Linked DNA regions of Homo sapiens: region 2 is linked to region 1. Evidence: chromatin loops called from intact Hi-C (ENCODE). Cell type or tissue: PC-9. All regions are shown on one strand. Links, peaks and the distances in the headings refer to the core of each region. The heading gives the core; the rest is flanking DNA.

What was found. A loop is a pair of places that touch in the nucleus more often than their neighbours do. Peaks named below come from ENCODE experiments on the same cell type or tissue, not always from the same donor. Only the 100,000 strongest peaks of a DNase experiment are listed, where the experiment ranks them.
Region 2: a loop joins it to region 1, with 4 times the contacts of the local background. A loop is called at or near these places in 14 of 110 quality-filtered maps.

What each region holds. Positions count from the first base shown.
Region 1 is chrX:120,315,706-120,318,627 of GRCh38, reverse strand. No RefSeq gene overlaps it. Among named protein-coding and RNA genes, the nearest start is that of TMEM255A, 5.7 kb to the right of the region's middle. In PC-9, for the core only: no CTCF peak of the experiment used is centred there; DNase peaks (open chromatin) are centred at 1,477, 1,847 and 2,667; H3K4me3 peaks cover 363 bases; H3K27ac peaks cover 2,305 bases.
Region 2 is chrX:120,484,967-120,487,888 of GRCh38, reverse strand. No RefSeq gene overlaps it. Among named protein-coding and RNA genes, the nearest start is that of LAMP2, 17 kb to the right of the region's middle. In PC-9, for the core only: CTCF peaks have their summits at 1,466 and 1,669 (motif pointing right); DNase peaks (open chromatin) are centred at 1,658 and 2,028; H3K4me3 peaks cover 1,426 bases; H3K27ac peaks cover 1,301 bases.

The sequences.
Region 1 (2,922 bases), core at 195-2,694:
AATTTATTGATTCCTAAGAACCACTGAACACAGAAATCCTCTTCAGTGCAAGCCTGAACCAAGCAGCTGGACACATGCACCCCCGCTTTCAACAATGTCACATCTAATTAGGTGTTTAATGAATGTTTTTTGATGGGGATAAGGGAGAAGGATATACTGAGCTCTGTCATTAATTAAAGGAAGGAAACAGCTTAACTGAATCCCATTCTACTATCCCTACCAACTGTTATCTCTGGCAGGTAAATCATAGCATCTAAACAGTGAGGTTCCCCAAAAGATCCCCAACCCAGTTCCTGTGGGCTTAAAGCTACTCATCTCCTCTCCCTTTCCCCCGATTTAAAAGTAATACATATGGTGAATTTTTCTGTGTAGATGTTTTCCTTCAGTAGTAAATAGTTTGCAGTATAAAATGTTAATTATGCTTCTCATAGACTGATCTCACTCTAACCTTAACATTTGTGGTTATTAACCTCTGTTACATTTATTCTGAAATTCAAAAAAAGTTACCTAGCCTTCTTAAACATCACCATGTCCCTAGTGTATTCATTGATTCATGCATTATGGTTCTCTGTTGCTGTTTTATGCCTTCAAATTAGGAAGATGTGAAATTCTGTGGAAAACAAAGACTAACCTTAAAAATAAACTATCTCCTTTCTGTAGTAGGAAATGGACTGTTTTCAGAACTAACTTTCCTATCAAAAATTCAGTAGAAGTATGTATACCTGAATCATTTTTGTTTTTGTTAATGCTTCCAAACAATGTACTTTGAAATCAGAATCATTTCTTTATATTCATTTTTATGTAATTCTCCTGATGCTCTTCCTTACACAATAGTGATCAGAAAGGAGATGTAGTTTCCTTTCCCTGCCCATTATAGCTAAGTGGGTATCATAATGTAAGTTGGAGGGAATTTTATTATGCAAGAAGGAACTACCATTGGGTTTGATTGATTGAAGATGGACTTTGATGTGGTGTATCTGAAAGCTATTAAATGCAACTTACAAGCCTTAATAAAAATATTTATTATTTCATTATTTAGCAAGTTTACTTTTAAAATACTTTTTAGAGTATTTAACTCTCAAAATAAACAAACAAAGGTAAAACTATGCATGGAGAAAAAATGTGGAATAATGCATTCAAACCCGTAAAGCATTTTTATCTGTGGAGAGTAGAATTGTGGAGCAGGAGTAATTTGCTGCATCAAGCACCTCTGCAGTTTTGGGAACTTTTACCGTGTTGTGTCTTATTTAGTAGGTAGAATAAAGCAATAGATAAAAATAAGTAAAACATGTTCAACAAGTATTGAAATGCCAACTATGTACCAGACGTAATTAAGTGATCATCATCGAAACTGTAAAGGCTAAATATAAGAAAGACTTTGAGTATTTGCACCAGAGAACAATAATGAATATGACAATGAAAACACCTGAGCAGTTGGAATTTTCTAAGGTATAGTCATGCATCGCTTATTGACAGGAACACCTTCTGAGGAATGCGTCGTTAGGTGATTTCGTCCTTGTGCAAACATCATAGAGTGTACTCACACAAATCTAGATAGTATATCCTACTGCATAGCTAGGCTATTAGGCAAAACCTAGATAGTATATCCTACTACACAGCTAGGCTATAAGGCATATGCTATCTCACCTAGACTACAAATGTGTACAGCATGTGACTGTACTGAATACTGTTGTAATACAATGGTCAGTATTTGTGTATCTAAACATAGTTAAACATAGAAAAGGTACAGTACAAATGCAGTATAAAGGATAAAAAATGGTACACCTGTATAGAGCACTTACCATGAATGGAGCCTGCAGAACTGGAAGTTCCTCTGGGTGAGTCACTGAGTGACTCAATACAATCATGGTAGTATTGTGTCCTATTATGAAGGAATGTGAAAGCCTAGGACATTACTGTACACTACTATACACTTTATAAACACTGTACACTTAGGCTGCACTACATTTATTTTAAAAGATTATTCTTTCTTCAATAAATTAACCTTAGCTTACTGTAACTTGTACATTATAAACTTTTTTTTAACTTTTGACCCTTGTAATAACACTCTTAAACACACACCGTACAGCTGTACAAAATATTTTCTTTCTTTACATCCTTATTCCACATGCTTTTTCTATTCTAACTTTTTTCTTTACTTTTCTAAATTTTTTGTTAAGAACAAAGACAAAACACACACACATTAGCCTATGCCTACACAGGGTCAGGATCATCAATATCACTGTCTTCTACCTCCACGTCTTGTTCCACTGGAAGGTCTTCAGGAGCAATAACACACATGGAGCTGTCATCTTTTATGACAACAATGCCTTCTTCTGCAATACCTCCCAAAGGACCTACATGAGGCTGTTTTACAGTTAACTTTTAAAAAATATTTAAGTAGAAGGAGTACACTCTATAATAATGATAAAGTGTATAGTATAGGAAATACATAAACCAGTAACATAGTCATTTATTATCATTATCAAGTATTATGGATTGTACCTAATTGTATATGCTACACTTTCACGTGATTGTCAGCACAGTGAGCTTATTTACACCAGCATCACCACAAACTCGTGAGTAACACATTGCACTATGATGTCACTAGGTGATAGGAGTTTTTCAGCTCCATTATAATGTTATGGGAACACCTTCATATCTGCATTCCATTGTTGACCAAAACATCATTATGTGGCACATGACTGTACTTGTGGGCTGTGACAGTGTTGTCTGCCCTGGCACTGCCCTCGCCCTCTGCCTCCTAGATCTGTGGTTCCCACTGGATGCCTTGTGCCCAACTGAACTTCAGCTTCTTGACTGGCCCTTCCCGTAGCTGACTGCAATTAGGTGTGTCTTCAGTGTTAAACATCTCCTTTTCAAGGTAAAATCAAGAGGTCATGGGAACCCAGACACTTTCAG
Region 2 (2,922 bases), core at 204-2,703, 170 kb before region 1:
CTGCTCACAATAATACTATCAGGTAGGTGGTTCGATCACCAATGAGAATAAAAAAAAAATAAGTGCCATTGGTGGTGATTACACCACTGATGATAATGACAAAATAGAAATAAATACCATTGATTACACAGTAGTATGTATCAGGTAGCGTTCTGGGCCTTCACATTCATTATTATCTCATTTAATCATTAAAAGTCCTCCAGGCCTGGGAAACTTTCTATTTTTTTTTTTTTTTTTTTTGAGACGGAGTTTCACTCTTGTTGCCAAGGCTGGAGTGCAATGGTGTGATCTTGGCTCACTGCAACCTCTGCCTCCCAGGTTCAAGTGATTCTCCTGCCTCAGCCTCCTGAGTAGCTGGGATGACAGGCATGCACCACCATGCCTGGCTACTTTGTGTATTATTAGTAGAGACGAGGTTTCACCATGTTGGCCAGGCTGGTCTCGAACTCCTGACCTCAGGTGATCCATCTGCCTCGGCCTCCCAAAGTGCTGAGATTACAGGCATGAGCCACCACACTCAGCTGAAACTTTCAGATTTTAAGGACACTCACCGACCTCCTATTCTCTTACCTTCTAGTAGCAGGGCTGACGGATTTCACTTAGGATCGACTTTTGTGAGAATCATTCTCCCAGTAATTCCACACAAATTTATTATGAGACAGCAGCCCATATTTGAGGCCCACGTAGAGTTGAGGTTCCCCCCAAATTACTCTCCTTCTACTCCTCCCTTGCTGACCCTGATTCACTCAGGAACTCTGTGAGAAAGCCGAGGCTCAGAGAAAGTGAGGAATTCAACTTAGCTCACACAGCTGGTATATGGCAGTTTCCGTTCAGACCGACGTTGGCCTGACCCCTTAGCCAGGGTTCCTGACCCCTGTGCCGGGCTATCTCCTACGGGGCTATGATCACTTGTTTTCTTTCTTTTTTTCTTTTCTTTTTTGAAGAATAGTGGCTTTGTGTTTTCTTCGGTGTCAGGGCAATAGTAAATCAAATATTAACTAAACATCCTCAGGAAAACTTTGCAAGTAAAACCACGTGCCTATATTTACAGAAATTAAAGGCTTTAAAATAAATGGCAGTTAAATTACGAAATTGGGCAATAGATGTGATTTTTTTTCTCTACTCGGTGATGTAGATAAAAGAAACACATTTTGTATTTTTATCAGTTACTTAATCTTAGTTATCATGTATTAATCTTCTGAATGTGCTTCTTTTAAACAACTTTATTGAGGCATCAGTGACATATAATAAACTACATATATTTAAAGTGTACTATTTATTTGTTTTTAGGAAACTTCGCTAGCAGAAATAAAGTGTCCAATTAATTAAATTTTGACAAGTGCACATGTGAAACAATTGTGTTTATGCCAATCAAAGTCATTTATAGCTACAGCGGCACCCACAGACATGCCAACCCAGGACAGGTACTAAGCCTAGTGGCTTTGGTGCAGGTTCATGCTCGCATAAAGGCCACCAGATGAGTAGGTTCGCTGAAGAAAGACTTCAAAGCACCTACTGCCAGCTACTGCCAGCGAAGTCCGAAGCGCCACCTTTAGACATAAAAGGGCAGCACTTCATCGTTCTTTTCGCGCAGAGGCCACAATTAACTGGCAAGGATTGCAAGCTACTCCTGGCGCCAAAGCCAAGAATAGAGCTGTATCCAACTGTAAAAACAAACTGCATTTAAAGCTGAGGCCTCCAGGGGGAGAAAGGTCCTGGAGGAATGCCTAGAAAGCTGCCAAGCCGCCGGAGTCACTAGCTCAAAGTACAATAGTGGCTTTGCTGAACAAGGTCGCCTTGACCGCTGGCAGCGAGTGCGGCCTTTCACAGCTGCAGCCGGCCCCCAAAACGTACCAAACGCAAGAGACACAAAAGGCCAATGTTTCGCCCTGATCGCTGTGTTCCTGGTCCGCAACCCAGACCCACGTGCCTGAAGGCGCGCCAGCCGGGCCCAGTTGCCCCTCCTTCCGCCACCTTCTCAGTGCTCCGCCCAGTAGGGAAACCGAAGGATTGATTAAAACCGACCCTCCTCTTCCCTTTAACAAGACCAAAAGTGGGTGGAGAGGGAAGGGAAGTCTAAACGCGTCTGATTAGTTTCGTTTTTATTAAAATCTTCACGTGATTGCCGTACTCTTGACTCAGCGATTTCTCCAAACGGCCTCCTTGAATTTATTGGTTTGTCATCACCGCCTTCATCTTTTCTTGTACAGTCCTACCTACCAGTTTTGAACATTTAAACGGAATTCCTCCATTCAATACAAAGAACAAATACATTTTAAACCTTTAAAAATGAAGATCAAGATTTGATTTCTAAAAATTCAATTTAGTCAATTCATTTAGCCAAATTCATTTCAAGCCCACAAATGACAAGATATGGGTTTTAAATAACCACTTGACATGAGGCTCCTCCCTCATTTCCCACAGAAGGAACTGCCACACATTTTCTTAAAAGGACCATCAGTTTTTCTCACTCTTCTACCTTGGTTCCCGAGCAGTGGGACCACAGGTATGCACCAACACGTCCAGCTATTTTGTGCATTTTTTTTGTAGAGACGGGGTTTTGCTATGTTTCCCACACTGGTCTTGAACTCCTGGGTTCATGCGATCCTACTGCCTTGGCCTCCCAAAGTGCTGGGATTGCAGGCGTGAGCCACCGCGCCTAGCTACTTAGCAATTTTCATTCCACAACATATTGTAATGAACTGTAGTTACCATGTTGTATAATAGATCTTATAGATTCGTTCTTAAGCAAATGAGTGATTAGATTAAAAACTTGATAAACAGTTGTCCTGGAATTTTTTCTCCCTCAATAGTGACAACTCAATAGTCACCTCAATAGTGACAATTCTGGAAAGTTTTGTGCAAATCAAATTTTAAAAAATCAAACCTGGATTTTGTTTTTAAAGTTTACTTTAATCTTTT